Linked DNA regions of Homo sapiens: all the other regions are linked to region 1. Evidence: chromatin loops called from intact Hi-C (ENCODE). Cell type or tissue: natural killer cell. All regions are shown on one strand.

Region 1 (5,000 bases):
AAAATATAATCTGAGGTTTGCAGATCGAAACTCTTTTTTGGCATTGGTTATACTATAAAGAGAGCTTGGCCTCATGAAAATCCTTGGCCCACAATTTATTTTCATCTATGTCTTATAAGCATTGTTTCTCGGTCTTCATGTTGCTCTGGAAACATCTAAAGCCAGCCCTATTTGTTCCCTTGTTTTAGTGACAGTATTTTTACCTGGCTTCCCAAAGATGTCTCCTTTCCTTTTTCTAGTTCAACAATTTCACAAAATTATATTTTGATGCTGACAATTTGCAGTGAGTATTTTCTGGCTCATAGTATGCCTGTTCAGCATGCAGATTTGTTTCATTTTATTTAACTTATGCCTTGCCTATTTGTTCTATTTCACTCATCTTTGAAAATTCTGGCCGGGAGCAGTGGCTCACACCTGTAATCCAGCACTTTGGGAGGCCAAGGAGGGTGGATCACTTGAAGTCAGGAGTTTGAGACCAGCCTAGTCAACATGGCGAAACCACCTCTACTAAAAATACAAATATTAGCCAGGTGTGGTGGCACGCACCTGTAATCCCAGCTACTTAGGAGGCAGAGTCAGGAGAATCACTTGAACCCAGGGGGCAGAGGTTGCAGTGAGCTGAGATGGCGCCACTGCACTCCAGCCTGGGTGACAGAGCGAGACTCTGTGTCAAAAAAAAAGAAAGGAAGGAAGGAAAGAAGGAAGGAAGGAAGGAAAGAAGAAAGAAAGAAAGAAAGAAAGAGAAAGAAAGAAAGAAAGAAAGAAAGAAAGAAAGAAAGAAAGAAAGAAAGAAAGAAAAGAAAGAAAAGAGAGAGAAAGAAAGAAAAAATCCAGTGACATTTATTTTACATCTATCATTTTCTTTCTAGGGCTTTTTCACTATATGTTACTATATTACTTTATTTTTCTCATTTCTATCCTTCAGGACTCTTTGTCTTTTTATCACGCCGTCGATTCTCTCTTGTGACCACTGGATTTCCTTTTCGTTTCTATGACGGTTTCGCTTTTTCTTCTATTTATTTTCTGAGTTCTCCTCATTCCTGTCTTATAACCTGCAGTTGTCTCTCGGCATTCTCCTGGAATTATTACATTTCCACTTTGTGGCATTCCTTCTTAGTAGTAATTGCTTCATTATGCTCCTTAAAATCTGGCAAAATGTTTGGTTGCAGTTCATCTTTGCTCAGTGGCACTGTTTTTAGGAGAATAATCCGTATCAGTTGGAAAGCTTTGCAGATCTTTTCCACATATTTATTCACAATAAATTTTCTTACTGTTTATCATTAAAAACTTGGTTTTTTATGACCCAGCTATTGGCAGACTAGTCCTATAGGCAGAGACAAAGCAGGGCAGTCCTGGCTTCACAGCAAAGGGCTTATTCCTTCACTGCCACAGAAACAGAATGCTCACTGTGAATATTGCTCTTCTGTGTGAGACTGGATTTCCATTTCTGGGGCCATCGTGACTTCTACCACCAGCTTTCCTTGTCCTGGCACAAGATATCCACTGTTGCAAATGAGAAATATAGCTCTTGTACTACCAGACTATCAGTTTTTGCATTTTTATGGATCTTCCTGAATTTTCCTTCTTATGAGTCCACTCATTACTCTCTGAGCTTCTGATTTTTCCTACTCTTTCCTACTGCTCTTCCTTCCATCTGCTTCTGCCTTATTTGGGGCTTTTGAAAGTCCCTACAGGTATTTTGAAGTCAGCATATCATCTGATTTCTAAATTTCATGGACAGTTGAATTTGCAGGACTTAGGAAATTCTTCTAGTTTTTTGTTTGTTTGTCTGCTTGCTTCTTTAGGAGAAGAAGGAGAAAACACTGATGGATATAGTCATGTTCATAAGAAGATCTCTTCCGAGTGTTTGATGCAACCTCTGCTTCCGCTATCCCATCTTCTCACACTCCCCTTTGTGCTAGTTCTTCTCATCTGCATGCAGCTTCTTTCCTGTCATTTGACCATCATGGAGAAGCTCTTTTTTCATGAACATTTTCCTTCTGAAAACCACATATGTCCCACTGTCAGTTTTGCACATCTATTTCATTATCAGACTTGAAAATGTATCCCTCTTATCCATTTCCTTACTTTATCAAAAATGTTGGAAATGAATAACATATGGAATGTACATTAACTTAGTTACCATCATTTTAGTTGTCCATCACCAGTACCTAATCATGATGGTTAGTTCATGGATGAATTTTCAACGAATATGCATGCAACAATGCTAGGTGTGTCAATGATGGTTCCTTGACTTAAATGAAGTATATGGTCTGCTTAAATCACCTGCCTTTTTCTGTGATCAACTAATTTAAATTAAGAAATGAAATAAAAAATTATAGCAGGGAGCCTTGAAGGTAGGTTGAAAACTGTCTGCTGAGTCAGTAGCTCTATTTTTATCCAAACAGACAAGAAGACAGCAAGCCCCTTGACTTGTGGTTTCCGTTCTCTCATTTCCTGTGTGCACCCACATGAACCATGTGCCCTCCCTGACTCCCTGCCTCCACGTCTAGAGAAGGAGGCGTGGGTCTTCTCTAATTCCCCTTGTGTGCTTGACTTGTTCCCCACCACCCAAGGGCTAAGGCTTAGGCACTGCGTTGAAAACTTCAGCACAGCAGGGAACCTCAGCCACTCTGTCTTCTATCCATCCTCCCTCATGTCTTCTCTGTACTCCTGTCTCTATCAGTTGGCACCTGGGCCTCCGCCTGCCTTCACCTCCTTGTCTCCATCCTTGCAATGAATGCCGTAGTATGACCACCTCTTCTTCTCCAGTGTAACTTCACTCTGGCACTATTTTCTGAAACTTGTGGACCCTCCATGCCACAGCTACCCTAAACCCACTCTCCTGAGAAGCCCCAGTTCCCAGAACGGAAGTCCAGGTCGGCCCTCGGCCGCCACACTTCCCTAAACAGCAGCTGCCTAAGAGTCTGTGAACCTGCACAATTTTCACTAGCAGTGTCTCAACAATTAGCCGGTGCCTCACAAGTGGGGCAGATGGTATAGCCAGGAATGAGAGTTTCATGTTTCTTCTGATTCACATGCATTCCTATCTAAAGGCTGTTTCCTTTTAGAGACAAACTAATTTTTTCTCTTTCGTCCTTTGCCTGGGCTTTATGTTTACTTCTACAAGCTGGCACTTCCGATGGTTTCTAGAGAGCTCATTGGTGCTCTCTCTCTCTCTAACACACACACACACACACACACACACACACACACACACACTATGTACACACCTCACAGGAAATGGAAACTTGTTCCCATTATGGGTCCTGAAACAAAGCTCTGTGGATATGCATGTGCTACTTAGATTTTCTATCCCAGGAAATGAGTTTAAATACCTACCTCCCCAACAAATTTTTTTTTCAGAGACAACAGACCTCGGAAGACAAGTGGAAGTTGAAACTCTCCTTGAATGCGGTTCTTGGGAGTTGGAAATCTCCATTGCCGTTGCTTCCCCATGGAAGGCTTTGCAGTGCTAAATGGCTTATCTCCATGACAACCAGAAGAGCTGGTTGTTGTTTTTTTTTTTTTTTTTTTCTGCTGGACATTTTTTTCTAGATTTTACTTCATATTTAAAATAATTAAAAGTGTTTATCTCAGTACACCACAACCAGTCATTTACTGGGCCAGTGTCAGGAGGCAGTTCACATCCGTTTGGGGTCCACTCAAACCACCTCCATGCTGTCGGCCTTCAAAGTTTCCAAGAGGTTTGGTTTCTCTTTGAAATCTGGCTTCTCACTTGCGCACTGTATAACTTTTAAACAGATTAATTTTTTTAGTTCCTTATATATAAGTTTTCTGCATGTAAAAATTTAAGATAATTTTATGTCAAGAAGAGCAGAGAAGATGTATTAGATAAAGTGTGAGAGACTGCCTGATAGAGCTGAACACATGGGAAGCATACAAAATATTCATCTCTCTGCTTATTCGTTTCCTTAGCAGAATATCTGGCTGCAGCTTACTGTAGCCATCCTGTCATCAGTTCCCAAACGGGAGGAATGCCATGGTCTCTTGACAGAGGCTCTCTTGCACTGTTGGAGGCAAGGGCCTGCTGTCCTGTCAGGTTGGCCCATTTATCCAGTTACTCGTGAAATATCTTGTTCTCTCAGAGAATCAACCGGCGGCTGTGTGCTGACTTCACAAAGAAAAATCCATTCTCTCACCAAGTAGTTGTCAAGCATAATAAAGAAAAACTGGCAGAATAATTGGGGTGGTTGCTGAGTCTAACTCAATATCGTATGAAAGAAAATATATGGAACAGTGGTGTTTAAAGAGAACTGCACACCTCTGTTTGTATGGCAGGCTCAAACACAGCCAGTCAGACGTATGTAGAGTCAAAGTGAGGAAGTGGAGGTCATTTAGACTACTGGTAGACCCAGAATTCGAGCCAAAACAGAAGCAGAAAACAGAAATAGATGCTTCAGGATCTGTCTCTCTGCCAAGCCAACCCAGCGATTCTCATCAGAAACCTCAACAAACAATTGGAAGAGAAACAGGTAGAAATTGTGGTTCAATTTTAAGGTATCATTGTGTTTATTTTGAAGCACTTTTTTCTTCAAGATGGAAATCATTTTAGTGTCTTATTTAGTTATAAATGTGATGAATACTTGCTGCAAAAACAATCAGAAGAAACAGTTTTATTGCTTTATTTAGTTAAAATGTGATGTAAAAACAACCAGAGGCTACAAAAAATAGAAAAAAGAAAAGAGAAAAAAGATGAAAGAAGGACAAGAATGAAAGAAAGGAAGAAAAAGATGAGAAGAAAACACGTGAAAGGGGTCATAGTATGCCACCCCAAAATATATTATTTTGGGACATTGATTATTTTGAGCTGTAGATGATCAAGAAACAGCAGATCCAGGAAGATTATTTAGAGCTGAAGATGATTGAGAAATAGCAGATCCAGGAAGAGCTGTCTCCCCACTTTCTATGTATATAAAAGTGGGGCATAAATTTTCTGTAAGAAAAGTACCCCCCAGGTGCCAGGAAGAGGAGAGAAT
Region 2 (5,000 bases), 100 kb after region 1:
TTTGGACTATCAAAGTGGGTTTTTTCCTCAATCAACAGGCCTTTGATCACTCACCACCAGGCAAAATTAAAACGCCAGAAAACCATGTGATATACAAACCATGTGACCAGGATTACATAACACAAGACTCTAGTATGTGGCCAAATTCATGTTAAGTTTTCCATAAGTATTTTGCAGTTTTGAGTTTGGAAAATCACACAAAATTGCTCTATGTCCTGAGTGCATTACTGACAATTCATTACTTAAATAACCAACTTCATTCCAGAGATTGAACTCCATCTAGGCTCTGCACTCTATATAATAACTTATCTTGATTTCATCTAACATACACGTCAGCATCACAGCTCAAAGAAACAGAGCTACAGGCAGAAAGGAAGAGGAATCTGAGAATCTGGAATTGACGCTTGGTAGCTAAAAATGGACAGACTAGTCATGGCAAAGGAAAGTCAGTCTTTCTGACTGTACCAATGGGAGATTTATAATTTGTGTTACTTATGGCTCTCTGAGGGTCCTTGGAGAATGGGAATATTTATTTGCCAAATGCCTGTCACTGTCACAAATAGCTAGGTTCTTTGAAAAGTGTACTCTTTCTTGTTAGGCACATTAGAACAAGCATCCAACTCCCTAAGGACATTAGATCCAAGAATTGCAGCAATGCTAAATGCCCTTGTGAATGCTTAAGATGGAAACGAGAGAAAATAATGGAATGGAGATTTGGTGCTAGAATTATGTTTGAGCTAAAGCTTAACCCCAAATCTAACTCAGTATCCCTCACTGGGCCTAGCAACATAGTTGACATGAAATAGAGAATGATAGCTTCACCCAGAGGAAAGCTATTTCCTCAGATATACTAGTAACTAATGGAATTGACTACAAAACTCATCCATTTATTTGTGAATCAGCATGCACCCCCACACACCCATTACACACACTTACGGACACTGAAACACGTTTTGTACTTTTACTGTGAAGGGGGCTTTTTGATAATTTTTTATTTCATTGCTTAAAGTTCTGGGTGGGACCTGCTAAACTGATGCAATGACTCACTAATGAGTCATAACCCATAATTTAGAAACCACTGGGAGCAAGAGAGAGAGTGGGAGAGGTGGGAGAGACAGCAGTTTATGCTGTGCAAAGTCAGATAAAGGATCATTGAGGACATGAGCTGTGTTTTGCAAAGTGGGGGATGTTCACAAGAAAGTCAAGAAGGGAAGTGTATTAGTCCATTCTCACATTGCTATAAAGAACTGCCTGAGACTAAGTAGATTATATATTAAAAAAAAGAGGTTTAATTGACTCGAAGTTCCACAGGTTGTACCAGAGGCATGGCTAGGGAGGGCTCGTGAAAGTTACAATCATGGTGGAAGGGCAAAGGGGAAGCAAGCACATATCCACATGGCGGTGAGAGAGAGAGAGTGAAAGGAAAAGTGCTACACACTTCTAAACAACCAGATCTCATGAGAACTCGCTATCACAGGGACAGCAAGGTGGAAATCTGCCTCCACAATCCAATCACCTCTCACCAGGTCCCTCCCTCCAACATTGGGAATTACAGTTCAACATGAGATTTGGGTGGAGACACAGAACCAAACCATATCAGAAGGAACTTTTCAGACCAGGGGAGTAGCATGAGGAAAGGATGGAGACACTCTGGTGTCCCCAGAGCATGTGGAGTGTGAACAAAAAGGGAGTTGAGAGCAACAGAGATGAAGCTAGGGAGAGAGAACGGGACCAGTTGTGGAAAGTCTCTGTTCCATCAGTAATGAGTTTAAAAGGATCCTCTAAGGGTATGAGTCACAAAGTGATACTTTTTGTGCTTTAGAAAATCACTCAATTGGTTCATTTCTTGTATTCGTTAATTCACCGAGGATTTGTGAACACATACAATGAGCTTTGCCCAGCACAGCAGTGTGTGGAATGGACAAGAGAGGGACACACTTCGCGTTTATGGCAGTTACTTAATCCCAAGTCCTTAGGAGCCAAGCTAGAGAGCAGCAGGAGGAATGCATCCCAGTAATGCATTGGAGCTTGAATCAAGAACACTCTTTGTGATGGGGAAATGGGAGGAGAGGCCTGAATGAGTCTGAAAGGAAGGACAGAGAGGAAGTTAACCATTGGGGGAGAAAAGGAGATGATATTGCAAAGGTGTGAAAGTGTGAAGGAGTCCGGCAGGTTAGGGAACAAAAGAAAAGTTTGGAGTGGCAGCACATGAAAGGAGGTTCAGAGTTGTGCTTGGAGAAGTGGGTTGACTTGGGGAGATTTGCTCAGGCCTCTGGACTCTGTTCTGGAGAACATGGAGGATATTGAAGCTGCAGGAGGGTGGGACAGTGATATGGTTTGGCTGTGTCCCCACCCAAATCTCATCTTAAATTGTAACTCCCACAATTCCCATGTGTTGTGGGAGGGACCTGGTAAGAGGTAACTGAATCATGGTGGCAGGTCTTTCCCTATGTTGTTCTTGTGATAGTGAATAAGTCTCACAAGATCCGGTGGTTTTAATAAAATGGGAGGTTCCCTGCACAGGCTCTCTCTCTTTGTCTGCCACTATCCATATAAGACATGCCTTACTCCTCCTTGCCTTCTGCTGTGATTGTGAGGCCTCCCCAGACATGTAGAACTGTAAGTCCATTAAACCTCTTTTTCTTCCCAGCCTCAGGCATGTCTCTTTCAGCAGTATGACAAAAGACTAATACAGAGGCACAGGGACAGCATCATTGGGTTCCTATTTCCAAATATAGAAAAATCAAAATAACTAAGAGTAGTGGATAGGAAATGGAAGAAAATTACTAAGAAATTGACATATAGAAAACCAATATTTTAGATCTAAGAGGGTTTTTACTTACTGCATTGTTGTTGCTTAAGTTATTACAGTGAGTGGCTTCATTGTGCCCCTCTTCCGGGCCCTGTGTTCCTCTAGAGTTGTTGCCAAAACCCACAGTCATGAAGCCAATTATGAAAAGCAGAGCCTGTTCATTTTGTTAGTAACTGAAATAGAAACAATTATTTACTAGTACATGTAACAGTCATTTTCAGCCACAAAAGATCATTTTAGCAAGTACATGTCTTTGGTTTACACCTCTCATTACAAGCTAGAGAAGCAATGAAGTTAAACGGAAATGGGTTAGTTTCTTAACAGTTGCTCCTCTTCTTGAAGGTAAAAGTATTTTTCAGACAGAGGCTGTATTAGTCCATTTTTACACTGCTATAAAGATACTACCTGAGACTGGGTAATCTATAAAGAAAAGAGGTTTAATTGACTCACAGTTCTGCATGACTGGGGTGGCCTCAGGAAGCCTACAATCATGGCAGAAGGGGAAGGGGAAGCAAAGCACATCTTACATGGAAGCAGGCAAGAGAGAGAGAAGGGGGATGTGCCAGACATTTATCAAACAACCAGATCTTCTGAGAACCCACTCACTATCATGAGAACAGCATGGAGGAAACCGCCCCCATGATTCAATTACCTCCCACCAGGTCCCTCCATCGATACGTGGGGATTACAATTTGGATTACAATTCAAAATGAGATTTGGATAGGGACACAGCCAAACCATATCAGAGGCTAAAATTTTACCCTGCAGATTGGAGATGGAGCCAACCTAGATAAATGTTTAGCAGACCAGCCTCCATAGGGAAAAGATTTGCCACTCTCTATTCTGGGAAGAAGCACCAAACTCCATGGCTTTAGAACTGCAGCCCACCATGGGGTGAGGAGAGACCAAGAGGCCTACCAGGCTTTCCTGGAACTAGGAAAGTAAACCCCTTGCATCGATTGTCTTCTATCCCAGCTATGGAAGGTGCCCATTACAAATCACTGACCCAGAGAATCTGATGGATGCAGGGGGGGTTTAGATAGTATGCTGCCTGCTAGACAGTGGAAGCCCGGTTAAAGGAATAAATTCAACTTCAAAAATCTTTGGGGAGCACCGCTATGCACATCGGTGCAGAATATTTTCTTCCTCTTGATGCATGAGAGAGCACATTGAGAAATTATGGACACAGGAGGAAAAAGAGCAAATGCCATGAGCCTCAGTCTCAATTCTGTCATTTACAAACAGTGACCACAGGCAATGTGCTTTGCCTCTGTGTGCCTCAGTTTACTCATCTGTGAACAGTTTGAGGTAAGAGTACCTCTAGCTTTTACATTCTGCAAGTATATGGCTGACAATCTTGAAGCCAGAAAGGGAAATTCAAGCTGATAATGTGAGATTTTCTTCAGTGCATTCCTAGAAAGTAAGAGTCGAAAATGTTTTGCTTGGGAAAAGGAAGGAAATTGCTTTCTATCACTTAAGAAGACAATTGTAGATCAACATAGTTGTGTCTCACATGTTAACTGTTATGTGACTATGAAGAGAACATGTCTTCTAGTTGGTTGATAAGAAAACTGGACTTTGGCCTGGCACAGTGGCTCTGCTTGTAACCCCAGCACTTTGGGAGACCGAGGTAGGCATATCGCTTAGGGACAAAGGTTTGAGACCAGCCTGGCGAAACCCTGTCTGTACTAAAAATACAAAAAATTAGCTGGGCATTGTGGCACATGCCTGTTATCCTAGCTACTCGGGAGGCTAAGGCACAAGAATCGCTTGAACCCAGGAGGCTGTGGAGGATGCAATGAGCCAAGATTGCACCACTGCACTCCAGCCTGGGTGACAGAACAAGACACTGTCTCAAAAAAAAAAAAAAAAAAAAAAAAAAAAACCTGGACTTCAAAGCTCCAACGTAGTGATTTTCAGGAAGAAAAAAGTACTAAATATATAATCAGGATAAAACTCACCCTAAATAGCACCCGAAAGTGTGTTTGATTTCATTAGTCATTAGAGAAATGCAAATCAAAACTACAGTGCAGTACCACCACACAGCCGCTAGGATGGCTACTATTAAAAAAAAAAGCAACAAGTATTGACAAGGATGTGAAGAAATTGGAACCCTGTGCACCATTGATAGGAAAGTAAAATGGTGCAGCCTCTGTAGAAAACGCATGGCAGCTCCTCAAACAATTCA
Region 3 (5,000 bases), 120 kb after region 1:
TTCAGTATGTCCTTGGTGCCTAGGACAGTGCCTGGCATGGAATAGGGGTCTGAATAGTAATCGTGATAATGATGACAATGCTTACTGGGTAGGTACCGCTTACTATGTGACACACCCTACCCTTATCACTATGTTAATATGATCACATTGAGTAGTGCTCCCCACAGCCTATCAGGGAGGTACTGAGATTATCCTGTTTTCCAGACTAGGAAACAGGCCTAAGGAGGGGAAGGGACTTGCCCAAAGTGAGATTCCCTCTTACTTGCCTCCTGTGTGATTCACTGCTGTTGGCATCACCCCTGAAACTCCAAGCCCCTCACTTTGCCCGAGAAGAGGAGGAGAGTGGAGTGGAGAGGAATCCAGACAAGAAGACTCAAAACTGCTCCTTCTGGGTGACAGAGGGGAGAGAGACAGCCAGAGAAAGAGAGAAAAAGGGGATAATGAGAAAGAGAAAGGGAAGAAAGAACCGTGTTCAGCATCAGCAGGGAAGCGTTGCCTTGGCTCTCCACTGGCAACCACTGGATAAGGAGTGATGATGGCATCCTGACGCATGGGAGAATCCTTGGGGAACTGCCGCATGCAATCACTGAAGCAGGGGATTGTGACATTGCAATGTCTTTCCAGGGAGCTTCAGACTCCTGTCCTCCAGCCACATTTAGTGTTAAGAGCAGGGGCCCCAGTATATATCCCAGAAAGGTGACAACTTTGGCTTCAGAATAACTATAATAATTATAAACAAAATAGTTATAAAACATTAACTTTAGAGATTCCTAGAGCAAGTGGAAAAATCAGGCACCAGAATCTCACATTGAAGAGATACATGCACACAACCTGTCCAGCACAGGATGAGTGTATATCTAAAACTCATCAGAAACCTTTGAGAAATAGTCCTCTAGATTTAAAATACATTTTCCAGAATACTCTGGAGTTCATCCTTTGCCTTTGTCTGGAACATCATGGCAGGCCCCCCCGTACCCTCATTCTCACTGGAACCTCTCTTCCCACTGGTGTTCCTATCTGCATATACACTTGAGGTCACTTCCTCAGATGAAAGCAACAAGCATTTCTTCCCTCCAAAAAATACATGCAAAATTTCTCAGATACTTTCATGAAATTCATAGATCCCCTAAACTTCATTCACATATTCTTCTGTGGTTATGGACCCCCCTCCCAACAAAAAAACAATTCTATAAGTGGCCTTGTATAAATAAAATATCAGCAACAAACATAAATGAAACCTCCAAGAAGTACCTTGGGTTATTCTGCCAACGTCACACAAATCTCTTCTATAACTTGGCCTAAAGACCTCAACACCCACGTACTGACATTCTTGAGTTTGACCGTTAAAATAATCTAGTACAATCTAGTTGCTCCTTAAGGAAGAGATGTATTACTTGCTGGGGCCTCAGAAATCCCAATCCTGGTCTAAGGGAACTTTCTGTTGAATGCCGATTCCAACTGTCTATTGGAAAATGGCTCAAAGGAGCATTTGACAGAGTCAGAGCCCCTCTGAAATGCCACACAGTCTGTGCCTTCCAGAGATCCAGCCCCTGCATCCTGAGGCTAAGCCACCTACCCAAGCCGACCTTGGTTACAGTATGCACTGGACAGTCCTCTAATTCAGGAACAGGTTTTGTGGAAGCCTGTAATTCTACTCTTTTCCTAATCCCTGTAAAATTAATCCAGACATTTCCACACTTCCCTAAAGCTCTACCCACCCTCTCAAGTGTAGCTCTCTAGGGAAGCTCTTATAGCCTTTTGTTTGCTCAATAGACTTAAGCCACTTCACTATTGCTTTGCAAAACTCATCAACCGAGGGTTTGGTCATCAACTGAGGGTTTGGTCTGCAACTCGTTCTACTTGTATTTTGGTTCTTAGGTGTGAAGAGCTTTTGCAACTTGCTAGGCCTCCTGACCTTCCCTTCCTCTTTCCTGGCCTACTTTGCAACTTGTGGTGAGTCCTTCCTACCTCCCCACATGCTCTATGGTTTCCTGAAACCTTCACCACACTTCAGCTAAGCAGTCATTCTTAATTCCACTTCCCCTTATACCTCCATACTTAAATACATATACATATTATATTAAATATATAACATGAACTTGTTAACAAAAGAAAAGCAATCAACTAGTGCATTGCTCCATCTCCATTCTCTAATAATTCTCTAATTCTTGAGATCCATGCCAATCTTCACGTATCTAATGCACATGTTTGACTGCATAGAGTATGTGGTTGATTCAGTCAATAGGCAGTCTTTCTGGCTGTCTGTCCTTCACTTAAGTGTCATGTTTTTGTGCTTTGGTTTCAGAACGATGCCTCTCATGGTGCTTATCATCTGAGATGACTCTGCCAGTGGCAGAAAATAGAAGAGTTTTGGTCTACTGGTAGGTTGGTTTGTAGGTTGGCTGACTTTAGCTACTGAACCAAGAAAAATATCTTGGGGAATCTACTGATTCTGCTACACATTAGTGTTGTTCATTGTGAAGCCCCTGGCTGGGGGAGGGGTCACACAAGGAGGTGCTCATGTTTGTGGGACCCTCACACAGCGTTCCCAAATGAGGCCACCAGGGACTGATCTGTGCTGGTGTCTGCTCTCCTTGCTGTTTTCATTGGAGTCAAAAGTTGTAAAATCTTTCTCTAGTTGCTAAACTAAAATTGTGGCCATGTCCAAAACCCCATATAAACCCAGACTTGTCACTTTCCTCAGTGCTAGAATAGAAGCAAGCAAAAAAGAAAAAGAAGCAAGAAAGAAATATTATCTCCAATATCCCCAGCCACCAACTGAATTTATGTGGCAACCAGCAATAGCAATTAAAAGGGAGAAAATGACAAGAAAGCCATTTTTCTTATTTACAGCTCGAACTCTAAACCCAGTATTTCCTCTGGTTCTTGATCTACTCTTTCTAGGTGAAGTCTTTTTCTTCAAACTCAGCTGCAGAGGTTGAGGAGAATAGTCTTGGGGTTGGTTTTTGGAGCTCAATTGCTTCCTAAGACTAGTGTATTTCTACACTTGCACTTTGGAGAAAAGCAACTGCTGTTCTTTGGGCTCCTTGTACCTATTACATAACCTTGAACAAATCATTGGTTCCTACGGTCTTCCTCAATTTGTCCCTCTGAACGCTGGGTCAAATGAAATATTTCTTATTTTCAGGGGCTTCAGGGGCCACCAGAAGGATGGTGTATTAGTCTGTTTTCATACTGCTGATAAAGATATACCAGAGACTGGGAAGAAAAAGAGGTTTAATGAACTCCCAGTTCCATGTGGCTGCACAATCATGGCAGAAGGTGAAAGGCACTTCTTATATGGCAGTGGCAAGGGAGAAGAATGAGAGCGAAATAAAAGCAGAAACCCCTTAAAACCATCAGATCTTGTGAGATTTATTCACTACCACAAGAACAGTATGGGGGAAACTTCCCCCATGATTCCATTATCTCCCACTGGGTCCCTCCCACAACATGTGGGAATTATGGGAACTACAATTCAAGATGAGATTTGGGTGGGGACACAGAGCCAAACCATATCAGATGGTGAGTAAATGAAGATATAGTAGTACCATTAAATGAAGTGTATTTCCTCTCCTTCAAGACTACCAAATCAGTAATGCCATCCTGAGAAGGATTAATCTGCTCTTTATTTTACCACTCGAAGATGAAAAGAGCAAAATTAAGTACAACATTAAAATTAGAATCCTCTGTTTAGAGAAGCTTCAGTTACTTCCACGAACCAGGCCATTAAGTATACGGCACCGAGCTGCTTCCTGATGATAACAGCAGGATGAAGCCAGCAGGAGGCCGTGGGTGAAGGATGGTACTTAGGTGTCTGTTTGGGTCTGTAGTAATCTCAGATAGAGTGTATTGTAAGACAAAACATTTAATGTATTATTTCCTATGACCAAGGATGAGTTTTCCCAGCAACGATTGCATCCCTGGAAGCTGAAGTCATTGTAGTCTAAACATAAAATGGCACAAACGAATCAGCTTCTGGGCTATAAAGAAAATAGAGTAAGTTTTGTAAGCACAACAGATTGTTTGGAAAATAAAGAAAGAAACATGTGTTTCCCAGGTTTTACGAAGCCCTATAGCCTACTTACAGGGCCATTGATGTCCAGTCATGTGTCATTTAATGGCAGGAATACATTCTGAGAAATGCGTTATTAGGTGATTTTGTTATGCGAACCATAGGGTGAATTTACACAAACCTAGATGGTAGAGCCTACTGCACACTGGGGCTGTATGGCATAGCCCATTGCTCCTAGGCTACAAAAAACTACACCATGCAACTGCTCTGAAAGCTGTAGGCAATTGTAACACAATGGCAAGTATCTGTGTATCAAAACCTGTGTAAACATAGAAAATGTACAGTAAGAACATGGTATAGAAGATAAAAAGCCCAGGCATGGTGGCTCACGCCTGTAATCCCAACAATTTGGAGGCTGAGGTGGGCAGATCGCTTGAGCCCAGGGGTTCGAGACCAGCCTAGGTGGGCAACATGGTGAAACCCCGTCTCTACTAAAAAAAAAAAAACAAAAATTAGCCGGGCACGTTGGCTCACGCCTGTAATCCTGGCAACTTTGGGAGGCCAAGGTGGGCGGATCATTAGGTCAGGAGATTGAGACCATCTTGGCTAACACAGTGAAACCCCATCTCTACTAAAAATACAAAAAATGAGCCGGGCATGGTGGCAGGCATCTGTAGTCCTAGTTACTTGGGAGGCTGAGGCAGGAGAATCACTTGAACCTGGGAGGTGGAGCTTGCAGTGAGCTGAGATCACGCCACTGCACTCCAGCCTGGGCAATAGTGCGAGACTCTGTCTCAAAAAAAAAAAAAACTTACAAACATTAGCCAGGTGTGGTGGTGCATGCCTGTAGTCCCAGCTACTCAGAAGGCTTGAGGTGAGAGGATCACCTGAGCCCTGGAGGTCAAGGCTGCAGAGAGATGTAATCATGCCACTGCACTCCAGCTTGGATGACAGAGTGAGACTGTCTCAAAAAAAAAAAAAAAAA
Region 4 (5,000 bases), 140 kb after region 1:
CCATTCTCCTGCCTCAACCTCCCAAAGTGCTGGGATTACAGGCATGAGCCACTGCGCCTGGCCAACATTTTTTCTTAATTGTGGTAAAAAGTACACAACATACAATGTATCTTCTTAATCACTTTTAAATGCATCATACAGTAGTGTCAAGTATACACACCTTGTTGTACAACAGATCTCCGGAACCTTTTCATCTTGCAAAACGGAAACTCTGCACCCATTAAGCAACCACTCTCATTTTCCCTACTCCCAGCCCCTGCCCATCATTTTACTTTCTGTCTCTACGATTTTGACTACTCTAGGAATCTCATGTAAGTGGGATCACGTAGTATTTGTTCTTTTGTGTCTAGCTTAATCCCGTTAGCATAATGTCCTCGAGCTTCATTCATATTGTAGCATATGATGGGATTTCCTTCTTTTTTAAGGCAAAATAATATTGCATTGTATGTATAGAACACATTTCTTTTTTTTCTCTCTTTTTTTTTTTGAGATGGAGTCTTGCTCTGTCGCCCAGGCTGGAGTGCAGTGGCACCATCTCCGCTCACTGCAAGCTCTACCTCCCGGGTTCACACCATTCTCCTGCCTCAGCCTCCCGAGTAGCTGGGACTACAGGCGCCTGCCACCACACCCGGCTAATTTTTTTGTATTTTTAGTAGAGCTGGAGTTTCACCATGTTAGCCAGGATGGTCTCGATCTCCTGACCTTGTGATCCACCTGGCTCGGCCTCCCAAAGTGCTGGGATTACAGGCATGAGCCACCGCGCCCGACCCACATTTATTTATTCATTCATCCTTCAATTAACACTTAGCCTGCTTCCACATCTTGGCTACTGCAAATACTGCTGCAATAAACATAGGTTTACAAATATTTTAATTCTTTTAGATATATACCCAGAAATGGGAATGCTGAATGATTGGGGAGTTTTATGTTTAATTTTTTTTGGAAACTTAAAATGGAGGAACATATTTGACAAGGTGACTTCTGTATTCAGAAATGTTCATGTTAGTCACTGCAGTGTGTTGGCCAGTGAGGAGCCTGGCCTGAGTGACTGGACCAGAGGATTCTGAGAGTGGGAAATAAAGTGGGCAGGTAAGAAGAGGCTTGCTCACAAAGCCCCAGAGAGCGGGCAAACCCATGAAACTACGGAGTAAGACTTTGATGAGCTGCAGCAGCTCTTATCTGGGATGTGGCATGGAAAAAGCAACATACTGAAAAGATCAGTCCATTAATTCATTTATCAAACATATATGCCTATCATGTGTGCAGAGCTAGTCTAGATGCTGGGGACATGGTAGTAAACATTACAGATAAACTGCTTCTCCATGCGAGCTTAAATTTTGGTGAGAGGAGACAAAGGATATGCAAATAAATTATGTGTGTGCACGCGTGTGTGTGTGTGTGTGTAAAATAAGTCAGAATAATAAGTGCTATGGGAAAAAGTAAAGCAGAGTAAGGGAAGAGGGAGGAAGACTGTTTTAGACAGGGGAAGGGCATGGAGAGATTCTCTGAGCAGATCCTAGCATGAAGAGAAGGAGCAAGACCAATGGCCATCTAAAATGAAAATATCCCAGGCCGTGGGAATGGTGACTGCAGAGGCCCTGAGGTGGGGACATGCAGGCATGCCGGAGGAGCTGAGGGTTGGACAGTTGTGGCCATAGCCAAGGCCAGCGGGAGATGGGGGCGCGGAATGTGAAGGACTGAAGATTGTGTGACCATTATAAGGACTTTGGCATTTACTCTGAGTGAGACGGAAAATCACTGGAGGCTTTTGAGCACCACAGAGACATTTTAGAAGGAACTTTCTGGCAGCTATAAGAAGTATAGTCAGAAAGTAGCAAGAGGACAATGAGATCACCCAGTCAGGATCCTGTAATAGACCAGGTATGAGAAGGTTGGCTTGGACTAAAGTGATATTGGTGGAGGAGGTGAGAAGGGGTTAGATTCTGGCTATATTTATGAAGAGAGTTAACAGGATTTGCTGATGTATTGGATATGGAGAGAAAGAGGAATCATCTTACATGACTCCCAGGTTTTCAGCCTTAGCAACCAAAAGTTTGACATTGCTATTTACTGAAGAATGGAAAATAGGAGAGAAGCTAGGCATTTTGTGAAGTATCAGGTATTTTGAAAAAAATAGATTTGTAAAAGTGTGCAGTGTAGACTGGTTCCTGGACATTGAGATTATTGCACTGATTCATTTAAGAAGCAATGACAGACCATTGAGGTGAAGGGTAAGGTAATGGGGGATGAATAAGGGGCTCTAGGAGGTTTCGTTAAGGTAAAATAACAATGCATGTAGAGAGATCAAAAATAGTCAATCCATGAAATATCAGAGACTCCAGATTAAATGTGGGAAGAAGTACAGAATGGTACAATGCGTGTCTTGTTAACATGCAATAGAGTGGGGGATAGCCATACCTTTTATAGTTTCAATAATATGAATCTAGGATATCTATTTCTATAACACAAACCTATGTAACTTCTCTGATAAGGTTTCCATGCATTAGGAAGACTCAGTGACAAGATTTTGCTGTATATTGTTAGAGGGGAAGACGAGTTCTTTTTTAAGCTTGCATTTTCTAGGAGTCCTCAATAGATACTGATTACAGATTCATAGATGCAGCTTCTCAATCACTTTTTCATGAGTTTTCACTTTTGCACTTTTCTTTGGGCTTGCCCAACTGCACAAAAAATTTAACTGTCTAGATTCAAGTCTCAAGGCTGACAGGACTTTAAGTGTATTAAACAGATAAAGTGTATGTATAATAATATCCACCTCTTCCATCTGCTTCTGAAATTAAAACAAAACAAAACAAAAAACAGAAAAAAAAACCCCGGGAGAATGAGAAGTGTGTCTTACAAACCAGTGATAACCAAATAGGATAAGGTTGTGGGTGTGAGGTACACGACACATTGAGCCAGCTGTCTCACTTCAGGCTTCAGGTCACCCATCAACACCTGCAGATCACAAAACTGCAGGCAGGACATTCCATGGCCCTCTGCTGGTGTTCAATCTCTGCACATGAAATTGTAGAGAATAAAACTAAAATACTATAAAAAATAATACCTATGCAATGACAGACAAAATTATGGAAAAAAGTGGAAGCAGAGTAATCCATCAAATATCAGAATAATAAACATTACAAACACGGATATACATTTGGTACATATTCAGAGGAAAAAGAGAAGAATTTATCTCTGTCTCATTTTTTTTTTTACTTTTCTCATGTTTAACTCAATACAACAAAATATACATTTAAATTGCTTTCAAGCATCAAGAGTCTATTTTTTCCATTATGACAGTTTCACAGGATGTTATCATTGTCGTCGTTTGAATAACTGATGGAAGCACTGTGGTTTTTTTTCACCAAGTAACTTAGGTAGTGTCAAACTTAACTCCCACCCAGTCCCCAGACAGCAAGGGTCAGAACCACCAATGCTTCTCCAACCACCCTATTCTCAAAATGTCATAGGATTGCCTCTCAGCAGAAGGTGAGAGAAGCCCACAAAATGGTAAAGATCACTGTCCTTGATAAAAGCAAAGGGAGGAGACATCCATATCAATCTATGTTTGAAGAACAGATGTAGGGCTTACCCTCCTGCTGTAAATAACTATAAAATGGAGAAATAAAATTATTTACAGAAATTGGACCACGGACTTCATCGGCTGTCATTCTGAGAAGAGGAGGACCCACCAGCGAGTTCCAAATTCACCCCAGCTTCATGCCTCTAGGCGCTTTCCAAACCATAGCGTGCGTGCACATGCGCACACACACACACACACACACACACACACGCACACAAAGGAGGAACATTCTCACCGGGTAGAGGAAACAAAGATTGGAGTTTGAGTCTTTTAAGGCAGGTGGAATATATGGGGCAGAGTGTCAGAAGGGAGCTGTGTAGAAAAGGAGTTCCGGAAATTTGCATAACATTCTTCCTTGTGTCTTTGGCCAGATGCAAAGCTGCGTATGTGCTGGAGAAAACTCTGCAAGACTTATTAGGAAACAGCTACTAGGTAAGGGGTTGTGAACTGAATGGAATTTCCAAAAATGACACAGTGCTGGGAGATGTTACAACTCCAACCGTTCATAATGGAGACACCACACTGAACATCCAAGGAAGAAAATCACGTCTTAGGAATAGATATGTTTTAGCCCTAGACTACCATCAGTTCTAGACCCAACCTAACAAAGCCTAAAATAAATGTTTGACAAAATCAACTGTCAGAAGAAAACTCAACATCTTTCAAAGAAACAAAGTAAAATCCACACTCTACAATGTATAATCTACAATGTACAGCATCTAATAATAGTTTTTTAAAGGACTAAGACATGCAGAGAAGCAGGAACATGTGACCTACTCCCAGAGAAAAAAATAGTCAATAGAAACAGACCCAGAGATTATATTAATGTTGGAATTAGTAAGCAAAAAAAATTAAAATAGCTATTTTATTTAAACATTTAAAACTTTTGCTAAACAAAATGCGCCATTAAGAAAATAAACAGGAAAGCCACAAACTGGGAGAAACTATTTGCCATACATAAATCTGGCAAAGCCTTATATCCTGAGTATATAAGAACATCTAGAAGTCAATGATAAAAAGAAAAAAGAACCTAATCAAAACATGGCAAAATCTTGGACGTACAATTTAAAAAGAAAGATATAAAAATGGCCAAAATCATTAAGAAAATCCAAGTTAAATGACAATGAGATGATATCACACTGTCACTTCAACATCTAAAATTAAAAAGACGGACAATACAACCCAACGTTGGCAAGGATGTGAAGCACCAGGATTTTCATGTGTTGCTGGTAGAAATGTAGAACTGTACAATTATTTCCGAAGAAAAGGTCTTTTTCTTTAGAGTTTAGCAAGAACCTGCCCTATAACCCATGATTTCCATTCCCAGGTTTTTATGCAATAGAAATGAAAACCAATGTCCACAAACCCCACATGTATATGGTATTTATTGGTGTTTATTGACAAGACCCCAAAA
Region 5 (5,000 bases), 190 kb after region 1:
AAGGATCTGCCAAACCCAAGTTGATGAAGAAACCTAGCTATCATCATGGAAGTCAAGAAGATTTAATTAGGAATCCACACTGATTTAGCAGGACGCTGATCATGGCAGTCTCTGCTGCTGTGGATCTGAAAATGGCTCTTCGTGTTTTACATCCCCGTTCCCACCCCCAGATGTCTACTGTGAAAACTGCCACTTTTCACCATCATTTGTAACACCTGGATTATCAGACGCTATCTTTTCTGAAAAGCAGCCTATATTTATTTCGGTTGAGTTTGGAAAATTTCTGGTGAAGAACTTTATCAATGTTGTCACCAGTATACCTTATCACCTTCAAGCAAATTGCCAGGCCGATAGGGTGGGGTGGATTACCCAGGAGCCCTCCAGCTGAGCAGCTCTAAAGTTGGAGGAGACTGGCCAACAAGACTCACCAAATTCTTATCACACGCTTTGTTAGTAGCAAGGAATCAGCATGTTGAAATGCTGTTACGATTCATGACTCACCTTCACAGCCTCCATTCAGACCTTGAGAAACGCTTCCAAAAACTGCAGGAATGATTTCTGAAGGCTGCTCTGGCTATACTTTTTTGTTCGTGTCTACCAAGAGTCTTTTCCAAGCCGCATTGCGTTCATTATTGAACAAGAATTCCCTGTGTTCCTCAAGTTCCCATGAACAAACAAAGCCCCTATAGCATTGTCATGGGAACCTACAGAAAAGATCACAGCAGTGGTACTTATGAAGCAACTCTTCTAGAACCATCTGATATTGACTATTGAGCTGCTTCTCCCGAGAACGTCGTCAAGGCCACGAAAGGAACAAACAAAAAGAACTCTTTTATTTCTGGTCATAGCGACTGCAGCACTGGAACAACCTGACATACATACACCCACTTGAAAACATTTTGTAATTTGTCCAGTTAAAGATTCCACTTCTTACGTTTTTTAGGTGTGCCCAGCTGAGCCACTTACTCTAACAATATTTTTATGGTTTCATATAACCATCCCCTATCACAAAGGTGTTGCTTGAATTTCAGTACAGGTATTCGGGCGTGTAAAACACAGAAAGAGAATTGCCAATCTTCCTGTACACTCCAGGCATCAGCACCTTGAGAGAAAAGCTCATTAGCAAGAAGAGAGGAAAATCCAATTTCCAACATGTAGTCTTTTGGCTGCAAATGTTGATAGCAATTTCAGTCATTAGTCTCTTTCATAAGTGCTGAAATCATTATAGTAACAGAATGGCCAACGGGCAACCTCACCTCAGGCTCATTCTTGCAACCGCTACCTAAGCCTGATGATTTCTCTTTCAAAATAATTACAGGAGCAGCCATGCTGGCCATGAGGAAAGATGGGACCTTACACACTCACTCTTCAACCTGGGCCAAGAAAGAGTCTGCTTTATTATTCTTTTCTGTTAGGATCAAGGAATATGGTTTTTTGTATGTTTGTTTCTGCAACATAGAATCCCCATTGGCTTTTAGAAGAATTATTTGCTCATAAAGGGAAGGAACAGGGTAGGAGCAAACAACGTTGTTTTTTTTTTATTTTTGGTTGGCAATATCTTTCTAGCAGATTTTGCAGACTTACAGACATGCCTGTGAGAGCCAATATCGTGTGATGGTTAAGAGTGGGTTTTGTTTTGTTTTGTTTTGTTTTGTTGTTGTTGTTTGAGACGGAGTCTCGCTCTGTCGCCCAGGCTGGAGTGCAGTAATGCGATCTCCGCTCACTGCAACCTCCGCCTCCCGGGTTCAAGTGATTCTCCTGCCTCAGCCTCCCGAGTAGCTGGGACTACAGGTGCCCGCCACCACGCCCAGCTAATTTTTGTATTTTTAGTAGAGACAGGGTTTCACTGTGTTGGCCAGGCTGGTCTCGAACTCCTGACCTCATGATCCGCCCACCTTGGCCTGCTGGGATTACAAGTGTGAGCCACCACGTCCGTCCAAGAGTGGGCTTCTTAGAGTCAGCCAGCCCTAGGTTTGAGTTCAGGTTCTCCCCATAATAGTTGCATCTTCTTGGGCAAGTGATTTAATGCTTCTGCACCTCCCTTTTCTGAACTGTGAAATTAGTATACAGTAGACCCTGATTCGTAATGTTGTGAAGATGCAATAAGTTATGCATAGCACCTGGTACATGACGAGCACTCAATAAACAGCAGCTTTTATCACTGTTATATTTATAACAGCTTCCGTCGTTCCTGTGGCAACAGCTGCTCAGATCAGAAATCTATTGCTTCTCTGATCTTTATGGGGGGATGGGGGTCTTCTCACCCGACACCTCTAGAGGGCAGCAATGCGCAGTGACCTTCGATGCTCCCTAATGGGAAATGAAGTCTACTGAGCTCTTCAGGGAAGTTTACTAGGAGTTTTGATTTGTTCTGTTTGAGATACCAAGACAAACAAACCTGTATGACACAATTAATGTCATAGCCTTGGGGATATAGGTGGCATTTCAACAACGACAAAAATGTAACATTAACAATAATATAATTAGAGTACCATAATTGAGGGCCTGCTCTGCAACAAGTATGATACTACTTCATCACTAGTCCCCACAACGACCCTGCAAGGTTGACATGCTAACCCTCATTTTACATGTGTAGACACCGAGATTCCTAGATGTGAAGGAATTTTCTTTTTATAAGGATATTCTTGATGCCAAAAAAAGAATGTGACCAGGCACAGTGGCTCACGCCTGTAATCCCAGCACTTTGGGAGGCCCAGGCGGGCAGATCACCTGAGATCAGGAGTTTGAGACCAGCCTGGTCCAACATGATGAAACCCTGTCTCTACTAAAAAAATACAAAAATTAGCCAGATGAAACCCCATCTCTACTAAAAAAATACAAAAATTAGCCAGTCGTTGTGGTGGGCCCCTGTAATCCCAGCTACTCAAAAGGCTGAAGCAGAAGAATTGCTTGAATCTGGGAGGCAGAGGTTGCAGTGAGCTGAGATCACGCCATTGCACTCCAGCCTGGACAAGAGAGCGAGACTCCGTCTCAAGAAAAAAACAAAACAAAACAAAAGACTGGAATGTAGGTCTGTCTGATTTAAAAACTCAGGTTCTTTCTGTTCCACTGCATTGGCGGTAGAGTTTACCAGTCGTCTTATGTTAAGTTGCACCACAGTGACAAGCAACCCCAAACCCTGGTGGCCTGCAGTCACAGAGGGTTATCCTCACTCATGCTGTGTGCCATGGATCTGACGATCCAGCTCTGCTCTGTGCGTTCTCGATTCCAGGAGCCAGCTGGAAGAGCAGCTACATCTGAGACTTAACTATTCTGATGGCAGAGAGAAAATACCAATGACGGAGGCCCCTGCTGACTCTTGGTCAAGTCTTTTATTCATTCAGTCCTTTAAAAATACATTTATTAAGCCACTGTATGTACTACCACAGTCCCTCCTCTTATGTAGCTTACAGTCTTATGCAAACAATCAACTTGTTAAACCTATAAGGTAAGTACATTAAAAGAAAGTAACACTGGATCATGAGGATGCATCACGGAAGAATTTCATCTGGTCTCGGTGGGCAGGGAAATAGCATCAAAGAAGACTTCTCCAGAAAAGTGTCCTTTGAACTAAGATCTAAAGGATGTATAAGAATTAACTATGCAAAGGAAGCCAAGAAGGCAGAGAATTGCGTGTGCAAAGGTCCTGTGGCAGGGAGAGGTTGATTCATTCAGGGCACTGGAAAAGAAAAGGCAGGATCATGGGAGTAAAGTGAACAAGTGGTGGGAAATGGTGTTGGGGAAGCTTTATGGGCCAAGGCTCTTGGCCATTTCCTACATACCTGGGAAGCTGTTGAAAGATTTTAAGTCATTCAACAATATTTACTTTCCTAGATGGGGAAAATATTACCTTCTAGGTCAGCCAACCTCGTAAGTAGTGATGAATTAATTACTAAAAGTGGACTCTAGTAATGGCATCTGATGGAGACATTTTGTCGGGCAGTATTGATACTTCCTCAACATAATTACTGAGCCATTGAGAAGAAATATATGTGCTTCTGGGATAAGGCTGTACTCCTCACATAACTTTAGAAAGAAGGGAGAATGTAAAAGATCATTTGAAAGAGGCAGAAATGTAGATGGTTTCATCAATTACTTGATGGAACTTCAATCCCTTTTTTTCAGAGTTGGATCACAATGTATATAAAACAGTGCCCTGTGAAGAGGGAATTTTTGTAATTGAGTCACACACCTGCTGTTCTTTCTAGGAGCCAATCGACTCCATGAGAATAGAGTAAAAAAGATACGTGCTACCAGTTTGATATTGGAAATTTTGTGAAGTCTAATCTAAAATAGGCTTCAAATTCTCCCCTACTCCAAACACACCCCTGCTACGACCCATGATTCCACCTGATAAAGATTAGAGAGTTAAACAGAAACATATTTTCATTCTTTCTTCCAAATACCAACACCTGGACCCTTCCATGAATTTATCTATTTGTAGGGTAAGGCAATCACTTCCCTTAATCTTACAAAGCGGCTGTTCCAAGACATTAATTGCCCTGTCATTTATATGTCTCAAAATGGTGCCATTTGACAATGGCACACACTTGAATTTGTTTGCTGTGTCAGATTGTGTTCCACTGGTTACCACTTTGCAGCAGGTTTTCTAGATGACTTTCATGGGTTTGTAATACACAAGTGCTATTAAAAAGTTCCCTTTAAGAGAATCTCTGCTAGTCATCATCATTAACCAGCCCCATCACAATCAATACACTACCCCCATTGTGTACAGAAGTCTTGAGAATTTACATCAACTCGCAGTTTCTAATCCCAAGCTTCAGTCTTGCCATCAGCTGAGAAATAAATGCATACACATACACATAATGTTTATTTGCATTAATAATGAAAAATGACTAATGCTCACAAGCAACCGTTTGGAATCAAGACACGCTTCCTGTTCAAACCATCATATGTTCACTCAGCTTTGTCGGCCAGTGATAGAGCAATTTTGAGGGTTTTATTCCGTTAGCTGACAGCTCCCCAGACAGACTACACAG

The links. A loop is a pair of places that touch in the nucleus more often than their neighbours do. Peaks named below come from ENCODE experiments on the same cell type or tissue, not always from the same donor. Only the 100,000 strongest peaks of a DNase experiment are listed, where the experiment ranks them.
Region 2: a loop joins it to region 1, with 5 times the contacts of the local background. A loop is called at or near these places in 3 of 110 quality-filtered maps.
Region 3: a loop joins it to region 1, with 5 times the contacts of the local background. A loop is called at or near these places in 3 of 110 quality-filtered maps.
Region 4: it touches region 1 in a loop (3-fold over the local background); 5 of 110 quality-filtered maps call a loop at or near these places.
Region 5: a loop joins it to region 1, with 9 times the contacts of the local background. A loop is called at or near these places in 21 of 110 quality-filtered maps.

What each region holds. Positions count from the first base shown.
Region 1 is chr10:6,925,257-6,930,256 of GRCh38, forward strand. All of the region lies in intron 3 of LOC105376387 (a long non-coding RNA gene), which reads right to left. Among named protein-coding and RNA genes, the nearest start is that of LINC00707, 150 kb to the left of the region's middle. RefSeq lists enhancers at 2,639-3,058, 2,790-2,879. In natural killer cell, no CTCF peak of the experiment used is centred here; DNase peaks (open chromatin) are centred at 2,475, 3,265, 3,655 and 4,375; H3K4me3 peaks cover 484 bases; H3K27ac peaks cover 4,306 bases.
Region 2 is chr10:7,027,333-7,032,332 of GRCh38, forward strand. The region is part of intron 1 of LOC105376387 (a long non-coding RNA gene); the gene reads right to left. Among named protein-coding and RNA genes, the nearest start is that of LINC02665, 66 kb to the right of the region's middle. In natural killer cell, no CTCF peak of the experiment used is centred here; DNase peaks (open chromatin) are centred at 1,059 and 2,959; H3K27ac peaks cover 4,851 bases.
Region 3 is chr10:7,044,502-7,049,501 of GRCh38, forward strand. The region is part of intron 1 of LOC105376387 (a long non-coding RNA gene); the gene reads right to left. Among named protein-coding and RNA genes, the nearest start is that of LINC02665, 49 kb to the right of the region's middle. RefSeq lists an enhancer at 1-155. In natural killer cell, no CTCF peak of the experiment used is centred here; DNase peaks (open chromatin) are centred at 1,940 and 2,270; H3K27ac peaks cover 4,160 bases.
Region 4 is chr10:7,068,227-7,073,226 of GRCh38, forward strand. All of the region lies in intron 1 of LOC105376387 (a long non-coding RNA gene), which reads right to left. Among named protein-coding and RNA genes, the nearest start is that of LINC02665, 26 kb to the right of the region's middle. In natural killer cell, CTCF peaks have their summits at 2,994 (motif pointing left) and 3,244; a DNase peak (open chromatin) is centred at 2,955.
Region 5 is chr10:7,119,130-7,124,129 of GRCh38, forward strand. No RefSeq gene overlaps it. Among named protein-coding and RNA genes, the nearest start is that of LINC02665, 25 kb to the left of the region's middle. In natural killer cell, a CTCF peak has its summit at 2,266 (motif pointing right); a DNase peak (open chromatin) is centred at 2,252.